2 separate regions of the Mus musculus genome follow, and region 2 is linked to region 1. A link is a contact called in ENCODE POLR2A ChIA-PET data. All regions are on one chromosome and are shown on one strand. The core of a region is the stretch at or near the end of the contact, and the rest is flanking DNA. Distances in the headings are between cores, read along the strand shown. Region 1 overlaps Sp2 (Sp2 transcription factor). Region 2 holds the start of Sp6 (trans-acting transcription factor 6).

Evidence for each region. ChIA-PET counts read pairs that join two places held with the same protein, here RNA polymerase II (POLR2A).
Region 2: POLR2A ChIA-PET joins it to region 1 with 10 read pairs in embryonic stem cell. The contact joins two enhancer-like sites. POLR2A ChIA-PET finds 5 or more read pairs at or near these places in 4 of 5 experiments (Patski and embryonic stem cell).

Annotation. Positions count from the first base shown.
Region 1 is chr11:96,953,293-96,960,122 of GRCm38, reverse strand. It overlaps Sp2 (Sp2 transcription factor), which reads left to right. Exons shown (of 7, transcript NM_001080964.2): 4 at 2,387-2,699; 5 at 3,844-4,018; 6 at 4,155-4,348; 7 at 5,553-6,791. The coding sequence ends at 5,653. D030028A08Rik (RIKEN cDNA D030028A08 gene) reads right to left here. Exons shown (of 6, transcript NR_003293.3): 4 at 1-569. Among named protein-coding and RNA genes, the nearest start is that of D030028A08Rik, 13 kb to the right of the region's middle. Within about 2 kb of position 3,580, at least 1 of the 3 ENCODE cell types and tissues checked has a DNase peak (open chromatin) inside an H3K27ac peak, as active enhancers do.
Region 2 is chr11:97,017,751-97,024,602 of GRCm38, reverse strand. It overlaps Sp6 (trans-acting transcription factor 6), which reads right to left and starts at 5,861. Exons shown (of 2, transcript NM_001363230.1): 1 at 5,576-5,861; 2 at 1-3,197. The coding sequence starts at 3,140. The coding sequence ends at 2,010. It overlaps Gm11532 (predicted gene 11532), which reads left to right. Exons shown (of 2, transcript NR_133649.1): 1 at 1-3,219; 2 at 3,689-4,095. Within about 2 kb of position 2,221, at least 2 of the 3 ENCODE cell types and tissues checked have a DNase peak (open chromatin) inside an H3K27ac peak, as active enhancers do.

The DNA of each region.
Region 1 (6,830 bases), core at 2,331-4,830:
TCTCTGGTCACTTTGCAGTCTCTGCTGCTGCTTTTTTCTTCCTTCCCTTTTTTTTTTTCTGTAGCCCAGGCTGGCCTGAGACTCAGAAATCTGCCTACCTCTGCCTCCTGAGGGCTGGGATTAAAGGCGTCATCACCGCCACTCAGCTGTTGCTCCTTTATGTTACCAGCTCAGCCCACTCTAAAAGCAGACAAGAACAGACAGAGCCCAGTGTTGCTCAAGACAGACGGGGCAGTAAAGGAGACTCCAGCAGCCATGGGAGTCAAACTGCTCCATTCCCCAGTGTCTCTGCTGATTTACAGGGAAATGGCCATGAGAAGGAGTGCTCAAAATGATCGTTTAAAACTTGAGTCAGGTGCTCTGGTGCACATCTGTAAACATGCATTCAGGGGGCTGAGGCAGGACTGACATGCGTTGTCACCAGGCCCAGCAATGGGGCTTGAGCGATGGGTTGTGGTTGACTCGCCGCTTTTTCCAGAGGTTCCAAGGTTGATTCCCAGCACTCACGTGGCTCTCAACCAGCTGTAACTCCACTCCCAGAGGATTCCGAGTCCTCCTGTAGTCTCCATCTGCACATGATAAACAAATGTGATAAAGACATTAGACAAAGCACCCCCACACAGTCAGGTAATAATAAAACAAACAGTGCTTAACACCCACTCAGTACCCACCAAGGGAGCAGTGGGCCCTCGCCTGACTCAGGGTGTCTGAGGCTAGCAGAAGAGAAGACAGAAGGGGCAGGTCCTCTCCTTCCTGCGCCCCAGTTACTCAGCCAGCCATTTACTACCTCAGAGAAAAAACAAGTACAACATTGTAAGGTTTTTAAATGGGGTACATATACAGAACTGGAAAGGGACCTGAGGCTTCTATATGTATTAAGGGATGGCAGGTTCAGATGTTATCCTTTAACTAAAAGTCTTCAGTATCCAGGAATTAAATATAACCCCAGTTAAAATCAGTCTTACAAAGGATTTTTTTCTCCCTGGATCATTTAAACATAAACTGCCACCATGATCCCCCTCCCACTTGCAAATGCTTTAATTCTCCCACACAGGCACAGCCCCTGCGCACACCGCAGCCTTCAAGCCTGAAACTCACTAGTGAACTGCTGGTGTCTATCGGGGAGGTACCATTCAGGTCTCACCACATGCTTCGGATAGTAATTCCAACGCTGCCTAAGGACTCTGTCCACCTTACATGTAGTTGTCGCATCTCTCTGGTCAGATCTCTCTTTCAGAAAGAATTCCTCGCATCCCCCACCTCCATGGAGCTGGAAATTAAACCAGGGCTTCGTGGATCCTAGGCACTTAAGTGTCCTACCCTGAACTACATCCTCAGCCCCACTTCCTCTTTAATGTGGCAGTCAACCTTGCTGCTGTTGAAGGCCACAGGCTAGTTGTTTTGTAGAATGTCCTTTAGTTTGTTTATGTGATGTCCCATGAGTGGATTGCATTTGCCATCCCAGTGCTCATACAGAGAGAGGTGAGAGCAGAAACAGGAGGACCAGACAGGAACCAGCCAGCCTGGCATATGCAGTAGCGAACAAGAAGCCCTACTTACAGGAAGGCAAGGTTGTCCTGTGACTTCCACAAGTGTGCTGTAGCACATGCGTACCCATACTCTCACACATAAACACATACACACACACACATACACACACAACATAAAATTTTTTCCTCCTTGTATTTCATTAGTATTTTGAAGAGAGACATTTTGGGATAAGATAAATATCGAGTTCCTCTTAAACAATTTCTTAGATTATTTTATTATATATATATATGTATGTATATATATATATATATATATATATATATATATATATATACACACACACACACACACACATATAAGAGGTTCGCTTGCATATATATGTACGTGTACTATGCCTAAACATAGTATGTGAACATGCCTCATGCCTGAGAAGGTCGGCAGAGGGCATCAGCTCCCCTAGAACTGGAGTTAGGGATGACTGTAAGCTACTGTGTGGATGCTGGGAAATCTGGGTCCTCTGGAAGAGCAGCCAGTACTCGTAACCTCAGGCCCATCTCTCCAGCCCCTGCTGTTTAAAGATAGTTTACTGTGTGGTTAAGCTGGCTCCACATCACTTTGTAGCCCATGCTGGTGGTGTGCTTTTTTATTCATCTTCCAGTTTTGAGATTTAGCAGTTAATATTTTTCCATGCTAAGCAGATTAAAAGTTTGGTTGCAGGTCAGTAACCAGCTCATGCCGATTGAGTGCAGGGCAGCATCGGCCCTGTTAAACATGAGTAGTGCACAAGTGTGTTCTTGGGCTGGATGAGATGACAGAGGTGTCCCAGTTCTCCCTCGGACAAGGAAGGTCATGCTGCCATCTGTCTTAGAGCACTCTCTTTTCTCTGGCCCCTCAGGTTTATATCCGTACACCTTCTGGTGAGGTACAGACAGTCCTTGTCCAGGACAGCCCCCCAGCAACAGCTGCAACCACATCAACCGTCACCTGTAACAGCCCTGCACTCCGAGCTCCCCATCTGAGTGGCACCAGCAAAAAACATTCAGCTGCCATTCTCCGAAAAGAGCGGCCCCTGCCAAAGATTGCACCTGCTGGGAGCATCATCAGCCTGAACGCCGCACAGCTGGCAGCAGCTGCTCAGGCCATGCAGACCATCAACATCAATGGTGTCCAAGTCCAGGGTGTGCCTGTCACCATCACCAACACTGGCGGTGAGGGAAAGGCCTGAAGCCAGGAGGGTACTGGGAGCAGGGCTTTGCATTCAGCATATGGGAATCCTGAGCCGGGCCCCTGGGGTTTCCAGGGTCAGCCAGGAGGATGCTCAGCTTGCTCCTGGTCCCTGCCAGCCTCAGGTCATATCTGTCTTCACACTTGGTCCTTACAGTAATACTGTGAGATAGGAAGTCACATGACCACATGATAACTGCAGATGTTGAATAGAGACTGAGAAAATAGATGTGTCCAAGTAATATACAAATTCACATTAATTTGGCTGGTCACTTGCCCAGGTCAGGTAGCTAAGGGCTGTACCTAATGTAAAGGAAGTCAAGGCTTCTTTTGGGGGTCAGGGGTAGTGTTTCGAGACAGTGATTCTGTATAGTCCTGGCTTTCCTGGACCACTGTAGACCAGAACAGCGTCTGCCTCCTGAGCGCTATTATTAAAGGCATGTGCCACCACCGTCCAGCTAAGGACGGCTGCTGTTGAGAGTGGGAGGCAGGGGAGGGCGTCCTGGGCAGCAGGACCAGCTTACACTGCACCAGAGCTGATGATGATACATTCTGCGAGTGCAGCTTTGAGAAAAAGGGAAAGCGACTTGGGAGATGGCTCAGTGCTCAGCAACACCGGCTGCTCTTCCAGAGCCTGTGTTTCATTCCCAGCACCCACATGGCAGCTCACAACAGTCTAGTCCCATAGGATCTAATGCCCTTTCCTGGTATGTAGACATACACACAGACAAAACATCCATATACATAAAATACATAAAAAAATCTTTAAAAAAATAAAAAAATGAAGAGAGAGGGAAGGAGGGAGGGAGGGAGAGCTGAGGCTGCCTAGCGAAGCAGGCTGCATCTGCACCTGGGAGTCTGCAGCGCCCCCGGCGGCGGCGAGAGCTCACGGCTTTCCACATCCCTAATAAACGTCGAGCATCTTAGGCATTTGCTTGGTCCACAGAACAAAAATTCTTAGGCGAGTTTCCTGCTAGCAGGGGCAGAATCTCAGGGAGGCCTCTGGCCCTCACTGCCCTCCAGTGTATTAGGCTCCATGAGTCTTCCTCAGCCAGAGAGAGGGAGAGGGAGGGAGAGAGGGATAGCCTGGGCTTCCTTTCCTGAACCACACCCTTTTCTCTCCCACAGGGCAGCAGCAGCTGACCGTGCAGAACGTTTCTGGAAACAACCTGACTATCAGTGGGCTGAGCCCCACCCAGATCCAGCTGCAGATGGAGCAGGCTCTAGCCGGAGAGGCCCAGCCTGGGGAGAAACGGCGGCGCATGGCCTGCACGTGTCCCAACTGCAAGGATGGGGAGAAGAGGTAATATGCCCGACCCTGGCCATACCCACACCCCTGTTCCACAGGTCACTCGGGGACAAGTCTTGGCCTGACCTCCCGTGCTTCTCTCCCTTCCCTCTTCCCAACTCCTCCCCCTACTCTGAACCCAACCCCTCAGGTCTGGGGAGCAGGGCAAGAAGAAGCACGTGTGCCACATCCCGGACTGCGGGAAGACTTTCCGGAAGACATCCTTGCTCCGGGCCCACGTCCGCCTGCACACTGGCGAGCGGCCCTTTGTCTGCAACTGGTTCTTCTGTGGAAAGAGATTCACTCGGAGCGATGAACTCCAGCGACATGCTCGAACCCACACAGGTCAGTTCCCCCATGCCCTTGTCTGTCCTTTGTACACTGTCACCCATGCCTGTTCGGGGCTTCACCATCCACACTACCCAGACCCAAAATCAAAACCAAACCAAACCCAAGCAGTGATAAGAAATGCCAAATGCTGTGTGTAGCATTTTCAGATAAGTTAGTCCCAGGAAGGCCTTGGAGGGTTACCTCAGTGCCAGCCACCTGGCTGAGGTTTGGATAAGTGGCTAGTGGTGGGCAAGCTGGGCTCCTACCCAAGCCCTGGGCTCTCAAGGCCACATACTTTGTAAATGCTTTGTTTTAGGACTTAAGGTCCCTCTGTCTCCACCTCTGTAAAGCCCTGTGAACTAAGCCACCAAGCTGGCCTCCAGTATTGGTTTTGGAGAGAGAGCGATAACAAGATTGAGCCAAGTGTTCAGGCTGCCCTTGCAGCAGTCCTGCCTCAGACTCCAGCTGTTGGGATTACAGGTGTGAGTCACCACACCCAACTCTTTTTGTTTGTTTTAAGACAACATTTTGCTGTACAGCCCAGGTTTACCTTAAACTCGTGGCACTTCTCCTATCTCCTTAATGCTGAGATTACAGGCCTGCTCCGACATGCATGGCCTACTGCAGGCCTGCCTCCATGGCAGCCTAAGTTTACTATTAAGGTTGCTATCACTATTATGTGCTTTAATGCACCCGATAGAAGGTGCCTTAAAGATGTCCTGGGCATGCCCAGTGGTCCACTGGCAGATGCTGTTGTAGGGAATGATGCCCTGCTGAGCAGACACTGAGGTGGGGGACATGCCTCAGCTCCTGGTGAGTCACACCCATCGCAAGCAGAAGCATACACACCCTGATACAGGGTGGGTCGCTGTGGTCCAGACTCAGGGGCTCAGGGCTGAGATGTCTTCCTGTAAGGAGGAAGGTGTAAAGTCCCTGGGACACAGTCCAGAATGAAGCAGGTATGCAGAGGCTCAAGGACAAGCAGCCTGGGCAAAGACCAGAGTGTACCCAAGAACGGAGTGTAGAGAGGTAGATTAGACGGGGCAGCTGGGGCAGAGAGGTGCGACCAATAGACGACAGGAGGAGGCTGTTAGTGGAGTGCAGAGACAAGGCCAAGTTGGCCTTTCCAGGGGCTCTCACTTTCTGGAGCTTCTCCTTTCTGGGACTGGGGCAGTGATACTGCATGCCCTCTTTGGTAAAAGATATTTCTTCTTCCCAGGGGACAAGCGCTTTGAGTGTGCCCAATGTCAGAAGCGCTTCATGAGGAGTGACCACCTCACCAAGCATTACAAGACCCACCTAGGCACGAAGGGCTTGTAAGGCCAACTGAGGCAGGAGGCCCTGAAGATGGAACACCTCCCATCTGATTGGCCCTGGGTCCATGATGGACAGGTGCCCACGACTGCCCTGGGCAGCCCTCACCCCACTCCTGTTCTGTGGCTGTGTCCCTGCAGAGAGGGACTCTGTTCCTGTGTTCTCCTCCTTCCAAAGGCTCTGCCCCTCTCACCGTGAGCTCCTGGCCTGCCCAGGCCATGGACACTGGCCATGCCCAATGAGACGTTCTAACCCAGGACGCGTGGGGACCCTTATTTCCAAAGGAAAAACATACATTTCACTCCGTCGAGGAGCAAAGTGAGCCCCCATCCCCACCCCATCCCCTTCCTCAACACTGCCGGAGTCCCATTGTGCCATGCCCCCTCCCCCACCGTGCCTCCTTGTCCCCCTCAATTAAGTCCTCCTGGGCCGCTAGGGACACCCAGGGGCCCTGTACCCAGCCTCCCACTGACACCCCCCACCGGGGAGGTGGGAGGCTGCCTCCACTCCACTGCCCAGCCCTGCCACGGCTCTCCTCCAAACATTCCAACTTCCTATGAAAGGTCAGACGCCGAGGACCTGCCCTCCCTCTTTTCTACGGAGAACGTTGCCTTATACTCACTTCAGATGATGACACTGTGGACGTGTGTGCTTTAACCACATTTTATTTAATTGCTCCCTTCCTCTCTTTGCTAGACGCCTCCCCCTTGCTTGCATTCAGTTTAGGGTTTTGGGGGCAATGCTGAGCATAGGAGGGTCTTTTTTTTTTTGCTATTTTTTTTCTCACTTTAACAATTCTTTTCTAAATGACACATTTCAACTCAAATCTGGACTCACCTGAGAACACCTTCCATCCTGACCCCGCCACGCCCTCATCTCCCCCTGCCCAAGCTCCACTGTGTACAGTGTATATTGTATAATAGACTATTGTGTCTAAGACATGTTTTAAAAACATATTGCTTGTTATTTTTGAGGCTTTTAAATTAAACAGAAATCCAACTTTATTTTCGTTGTAACTGCTTGAGGATGTTTTATTAATTAAGTGAAGATTTGTTATCCTTTATTAACGATGTATTTTGTTGGTCAGTACTGGGCTGACAAAAAGTTTCTTGCTAATAAATTTAGTTGCCCAAGGCAAAGTCTGCGTTTGGCAGTTGGGCTTCCTTTGTCTGTGATGTCAGAG
Region 2 (6,852 bases), core at 972-3,471, 66 kb before region 1:
CAGGCAGCTGAGAAACCTAGATTTGATAAAGAGCAGGCCAGACAAAAACCTATCCGAGCCCCACCTGCAGATCTTAGGGTTCAAGGCCTCTATAAGGGGGAGCATCTCCGTGCCCCCTAATACTCCATGTAGGAGTTCCCCCTAAGCATGGTCACTGAAAAAAGGTTGTCTTGGTAGCGCAGTGAGAGGTGGCTGGTTTTGATGGGTGGAGAAGAAGGCATCCCACACCCACGGTGCCCTCCTTTAGGCCCCTCTGCACCTAGCTAGGCAACCTGCAGGCATGGCCAACTTCGCTCTTGCCTGCAGCCTTCTTTGTAAGAAAGGGAACCTCTGGCTAGGTTCACAGGAGGTGGGGAAAGAGGGAGAACACAGAAAGAACTTAAACTATCTCAGGCCCCTAAGTCCCACAGGGAGTCACCCTGTCCCTTCAAGGAGGAGGCCTTTCTACACAAACATATATTCCTACCCAGATCCCAGCCCCTACTTCCCATACAGGTCCCAGTCCTTGGACTGGGCTCCAGCATCCCCCAGGGAGGAAGATGCTGAGGTTCTTGTCCCCAGGTCTTGGACGGGGTGAACAAGATGGGGTCTCAGGAGACCCCAGGCTCAGTAGAGAAACACATACATGCACACATACAGGTGCAGACAACACACGCATACACACACTCACACCCTAATTATTAAATAAAATACCCTTTGCTTATAACTTAAAAATCAACACACAGCTATTCCCTGCAGAAGGTTCTGGGTGGAGAGAAGAGAGCAAGAGTGGGGTCAGAGGGTCTCAAGGCCTCTACCTCAAACCTGAGAGTGCCCCCAGCCCCAGGGTCCTGCAGTCTGCCAGGCAGAAGTCTACCCTCTCATCCTATGATCAAAACCCAAATGTATCTCTAGACTCTAAAGAAGGGGACAGAGAGACAGCTTCCCAGAATTCCTTCCAGTGGGGGAACAATATTTCTTCACATGGAAGGAGATTTTCTACTGGGGAGGACTCTATAACAATGGAGGGAACACGGAAGGGTCAAGCTAAGAAAGAGAGGGACGGGGAGTCCAGGCAGGGTTTTCTGCTGTAATCCCTCTGCTAGGACAACCTCTCTCCCTTCCACCCCCAACAGGAAAGCAAGGGATGGGGACCTGGGAGTGGGGTGGGGGTTGTTTTGTCAACTCTGGAGCAAGTGCTGGCAGCTGACTTTAGGAAACTACCTAGGGGAATAGATGGGGAATGTCGACTGCTGAGTTTGCTTTCTTTTACAAGGTCTAAGAGTTAAGGATTGAATTCGAGTTGAAAGGAGCGGCTAGCTCTTCCACTTTGTAAGAGGATTTTTCTGCTGGATCCCTCCTCTATGCCATCCAGCTCTGACCTCCAGCTCAGAGCCCTGGCTGCAGAGCTGAGCTGCTCTTCCTGGCTCTACCATCCAGAAGGGTTTAGAAGAAATTCACTGAAGGGAGTTCTTTCTATACTAATAACCCTCCAAGCTAGGTAGACAGCCCCTTAAGGGGAACCACCCCAGGCTTCCCCACACACACACCTCATCTCTGCTTTCTCTCCGGAAATTTTAGAGGGAGCAGCACTAGAAGAGGGGATGAAAGAGACCTAGGCCGAAGGGCGGCTCCAAGGTGCTTTTATGTCCGGGTTCCCAGGAACTAAAGACGTGTCCAGACAGCTTCCCCCAACGCCCCGACCCAATCTCGAGTTCCCTCAGCTTCTGGGACATGCCATCTCTCTACTATGCGAACCCCTCCACATGGTAGGGGCGCTCCATCCCAACTCTTCAGCAACTCAGGGGAGGGTGAAATAGTGAGAAAGGGAAGAAGCGAGGGGCGTGTTCAGCTCCTGGCAGCCTAAATATTCAAGCAGCCTCCCATGTAGCCCCCGAGACTAAAAACCCCTAGCGTCCCTTTCCCTGTCCCCTCATCACCAATAAATAACCACCTTCCTCTTACTCAGGCCGCCCCATTCCCCCCGCCCCCCCAAATAAAGAACGGCAGGTATGTGACATCCATGGGGCTCAGTTGGAGGACGCCGAGCTGCCTTCGGCCTCACGTTTGCCTTTGCCCCCGGGTGGTTCCACCACGCCACCGGCCTTGCCCTCGCCTTGGGCCGCCGCCGCCGCCTCCTCTTTGGCGCCTTCGTGGGTTTTCATGTGTTTGGCCAGGTGGTCGCTGCGCATGAAGACTCGGCTGCAGACCGCACAGGGGAACTTCTTGGTCCCGGTGTGGGTCTGAAGGTGGCGCTGCAGCTCGTCGGAGCGCGTGAAGCGCTTGCCGCAGAAAAGCCAGTTGCACACGAAGGGTCGGTCACCGCTGTGCCACCGCAGGTGCGCCTTCAGATGCGACGTCTTAGCGTATGCCTTGCCGCAGCCTGGGATGTGGCAGTTGTGCAAATGCTTCTTCTTGCCCCCATCGGGCCCGCACGGAGCCCCGAGTCGCTCCGCCTCCAGGCAGTTGGGGCAGCGACACACGGTCTGCCCTGAGCTGCGGGGAACTGATCGCCGGGAGCCTTTGGGTCGGGACGCTGCATCCAGACTGGAATCCAGCCCTTGGGACTCTTGTGCGGCCGCTTCCAAGGCCTTAGCCCCGTCGGGTGGCCCCAGAAGGTGCTGCCCACCAGCGGCTGGGAGGAGGTGGTGCGGGTGCGGGTGGGGCGGCGGAGCACAGAGCTGATGGTCTCCGACGTATCCTCCCAAAGCAGGCTGAAGCGCCCCCGGATGGCCAGGTGAGGTCAGCGCTCCCTGAGTATGGGGGAGGTCCATCCAGCTGGTGCCGGGATGAAGGTCCCACCACGAGCCATCCTCTGTGCCTGGGTGAGTCGGCCGGAACCACGATTCATAGTGGTGTGACATGTCCGGCTGCAGGAGCTTGGAAAAGGGTCCCGGTGCCAAGGGACTGTCACTTTCCAGGTCCTCGCAGGTTACCCGCGAGGAGGCCCCTGGCAACTCATAGCCCTGTGAAAAGTCTACCTCCGGGCCCAGCGGGAGGCTCTGCAGCTCTCCAGGCTGCAGCGGGGAGGGGTAGTCCCCAGCCTCCGGGCTCGTGTGACCCTGGTATGTCTGGAGAGGTTGCAGGTCGAGGCGCGGCGGTGAAGCGTGAGGCGCGTCGGTGTGCTGGCTGCCCAGAGAGCCACAGACAGCGGTTAGCATTGCCGGGATCCGGGATGGAATGAAGGCAGGGACGGTCAAGGGTACCTCAGATGGAACCTAGAAGTGGCAAGGATGAGATGTGAGCAAGAACTTACTTCCCCTTCTAACCCAGATCCCTTCTCAGCAACGGGCTCCTTCCCAGCCCCTATCAGGAAAAGGGGCGTGACTCTGGGTGAGGACTAGAGCTTGGGAATGCTAGGAAGAAATGGATGTGAAAGTCCAGGTCAGGGCACAGGATGGCCTTTCCACTAAGTGACCCCGCCCTTAAGACTCAGCTTATTCGGGGGGGGGGGGGGGGTTGGACTGGTCCCAAAGCCACCGGAGCCATCTCCACACAGCAGTCTGGGCAGTTCCCACCCCCACCCCCGGCAGACTTGCTGCCAACCTATTTGGACGATCTAGAGTCGTCTTAGCTCCAGTCTAACTCAGGACACAGATGGGGTACAGTAGGTAGGATATGTCTGCTGCTGGCTGTTTGAGGTGTTTTGCTCTTCAGAAAGCCCAGAATAAGGCCTGAGCTTTTTTTTTTTTTTTTTTTTTTTTCCTAGAGCCAATCCCAGACCTGCTGTACCACCGATGTGGAAAGGCATTTAACCTTGCTACACACTCCCCTGCTCCCTGACTAGCTTGGTTGGCCCACTCCCTCACCCACCTCCTTTTCCCTCCATATGAAGCTGGGAGGGGTGGAATTACCACAGAAGGAGATCACCCAGAGATGCTTGTCAGACACTCAGGCAAATCTAACCGCAGCTCCCTAAGGGAGACAGCACCCGAGCTTGAAGGATCCCTTAACCCAGAGCTCAATGGCAAGCACAGGGGGGGGGGGGCGGGGGGGCACGTATAGGCGCCTCTAATGTCCAGCCAAGTATTCCGAGCTACTGTCCAGAGCCTGCTCTCATTTAAAGCAAGCTGAATTTGGATCAGTGACTAGAATAAAATGTTCATTTAATTATTCAATCAACAAATACACTCTATGCAGCCCACACACTCTGTGCAGTCCCTCTGGGAATCTATTCTCCTTCTTTAAACATTAGAAACCTAAGGCCCAGCAGAAACCTAAAGATCTAGCCTGGGTGTGGTGATGCAAGTCTTTAATCTAGCCACTCAGGAAGTTGAAGCAGAAGAATGCAGAGTTCCAGGCCAGCCTAGGCTACACAGCAAAAGAAGGAAGGGAGAGAGGGAAGGAGGGAGGAAGAGGGAAATATAAGAAAAAGAACAGGAGATGTTGCTGGGCCTGGTGGGAACCGGCTAATAAATATTCCCAGTACTCAATGCAAGAGCCTGAAACAGAAGGCTTTGGCAGCGTGGGCTACGCAATGAGACCCTGTTTCAAAAGGAAAAAAGAAGAAGAAGAAGAAGAAGAAGAAGAAGAAGAAGAAGAAGAAGAAGAAGAAGAAGAAGAAGAAGAAGAAGAAGAAGAAGAAGAAAAAGAGAAGAGAAAAGAAGAGGAAGAGGAGAGGAGAGGAGAGGAGAGGAGAGGAGAGGAGAGGAGAGGAGAGGAGAGAAGAGAAGAGAAGAGAAGAGAAGAGAAGAGAAGAGAAGAGAAGAGAAGAGAAGAGCTTACAATTTCCACCCCTTTCTCTACTACAAATCTGTGACCATAAGGTCCCAGTCTTCTCTCCATCTCTCCCTAGAGCCTTGGAACCTTGCCCGTGTGGGGCCTGGGGTGCAGGAGGCCAATGATTTAGGGCCTTCCCCAAGCAGGACTCACCTGACCCTACCACCTTCCGACTCTGGGACCAGGGAAGTAGCATTGAAAATCTGGGAGAGGCAAGGAAGAGGAGGACCCGGGTGCCTACTCAGGCTCGGGCTGCCTTACCACAAGAAAGGGACTGGGTGAAGCAGCAGGAACGGAGCCTCAGGCCGGGGCGGGGCGGCCCAGAAGGGGTTGGGGCGGGAGCAGTGAGATTCTGGGACCCTAAGAGCTTTTGGAGACTGGGAACTGCCCCAGGGTCTGGGGGATGGGAAGGCTAGGGTGACCAGGTTGCAGAGGGGCCTCTCTGGACAGAGATCCTGAGCCCAGGCCTAGCGTGTAATGGCCTGCCACCAAGGTTGCACGAAAAGAAAGGAGCGAGCACATCGGCTCTCCAATTGGAGAAAGACGGCAGAGACGCCCTAAGTCCCATTGGATCCGCTGCCTCTCCCGTTTCCCGGTACTCAGGCGGTGGGGACTTCCGTTCAAACAAGGTTTTCAATGTTTCAATCCTCCGGTTGTCCCAGTTGCTCCAGTTTCCCCAGTTCCCAAACTCCCTTGGTCCCTCCCGTCCTCCCGGTTTTTCCTCCGTCGGGGCTCCCAGCCCTTCGGATCCTTTAGGACGTCCCCCTCCCCAAGAAGCCAGCTTAGGCTGCGGTGTTCCGAACACCTTTCCCCACCCACCCCCTGACCCCAGATCTCCGCAGCGCGCACCCGTGACCGCGCGGACCCGGGCTCCTACCTGGCGGCTGCGCTCGGGCTTGGGGCACCGCAGGCTGGCGCGCTACAGACGGGCGCTCATGGGCCCTGCGCGCTGGCCGGCTCTCAGCGGCGTGGGACAGGAGCCGAGGGCAAGCCGGGGCTGCGACCGGGCTGGGTGATCCGCGACGGTGGAGGCAGTGAGAGCCGGCGGGAGGGCGGAGGGCGGGCGGGCGCCGGTGAGCGAGTAAGCGAGCGAGCGAGCGAGCGAGCGAGGCCAGCTCCGCCCGTGACTCACCGCACTCTCTGCCTTCATCCTCTCCCCTGCACTCCTTTTTCCCCCGAACCCGCGGCCCCGCCCACCTCACCTGCGGCCGCCTTTAACCCTTGCAGGCTTGGCTGGAGGCGAAGCCCAGCCCAGCGCGAGGAGGGGGCAGACAAGAAGGATGGCTATCCAGGCCACCTCCCTCCCTCTCCCTCACTCCTCCCAGGTCCCCACCACTTCTGAGTTAAGAGCTTGAGTTGCGAGAGTTTTTTCCCCCGAGTTCGGAGACCCGTCCGATGCCATGGAAATCTAACCCGGAGCTGGCCCGGTCCAGGCGGGGAACAAGATTCAGATCCTGGATGGGACGAAGGACAGAGGGTCCTGGAGAAGCTACCGAGCCTTCTTAAGGCACACGTGGCTACCAGTGCTTTTGACCCACCCGTCCTAGCCGCGCAGTGCTAGAACTGAGTGGGAAAAAAAAGGAAACAGGTTTGAAAACTACGTTTCTGGCCGGCCCACACCCAGCACTAAGCCATGAGAGTTCTATCTTGGCTACACCGTTCCCCCGTCCCTTTCCACCACCACTATGAACTTTCCCCTCCTGGTTTCCAGAGATCCTTCCCCTCTCTCCCGTCACTGGCCTTTCTGGGTGATCACCATGCCCTCAATGTCTTCCTCAGTTTCCGGCAAGCCGGGTACCACAGAAATCCACCTCCTAAACCCGCCGCCTTCCTCCCGGTCCGGGTTGCTCAGCCTGCGCCTGACACCCTCGCTGGGGCGCACTGGGATCAGAGGGTTGGGCGGGCATCTGAAAGGGCCTGGGAAGGAACATTTCAGCAGCGGATTGAACAAGACTTTTTGTCGCGGGCTCTTTCCTAGTCTCAGCTGAGTATACGTTTAGAGAAAGGTCTTTTGGAGGAAATAAGCGCACCCGTGCAAAGTCACATTCTGGTACATTTTCAGCACAGCCACACAGCCACTCAGCTACACAGAACTCTCAGGATCCGAATTGGTGGAAATCCTGAGACACTGCCCCACCCCCAGCTCAGGTGGGT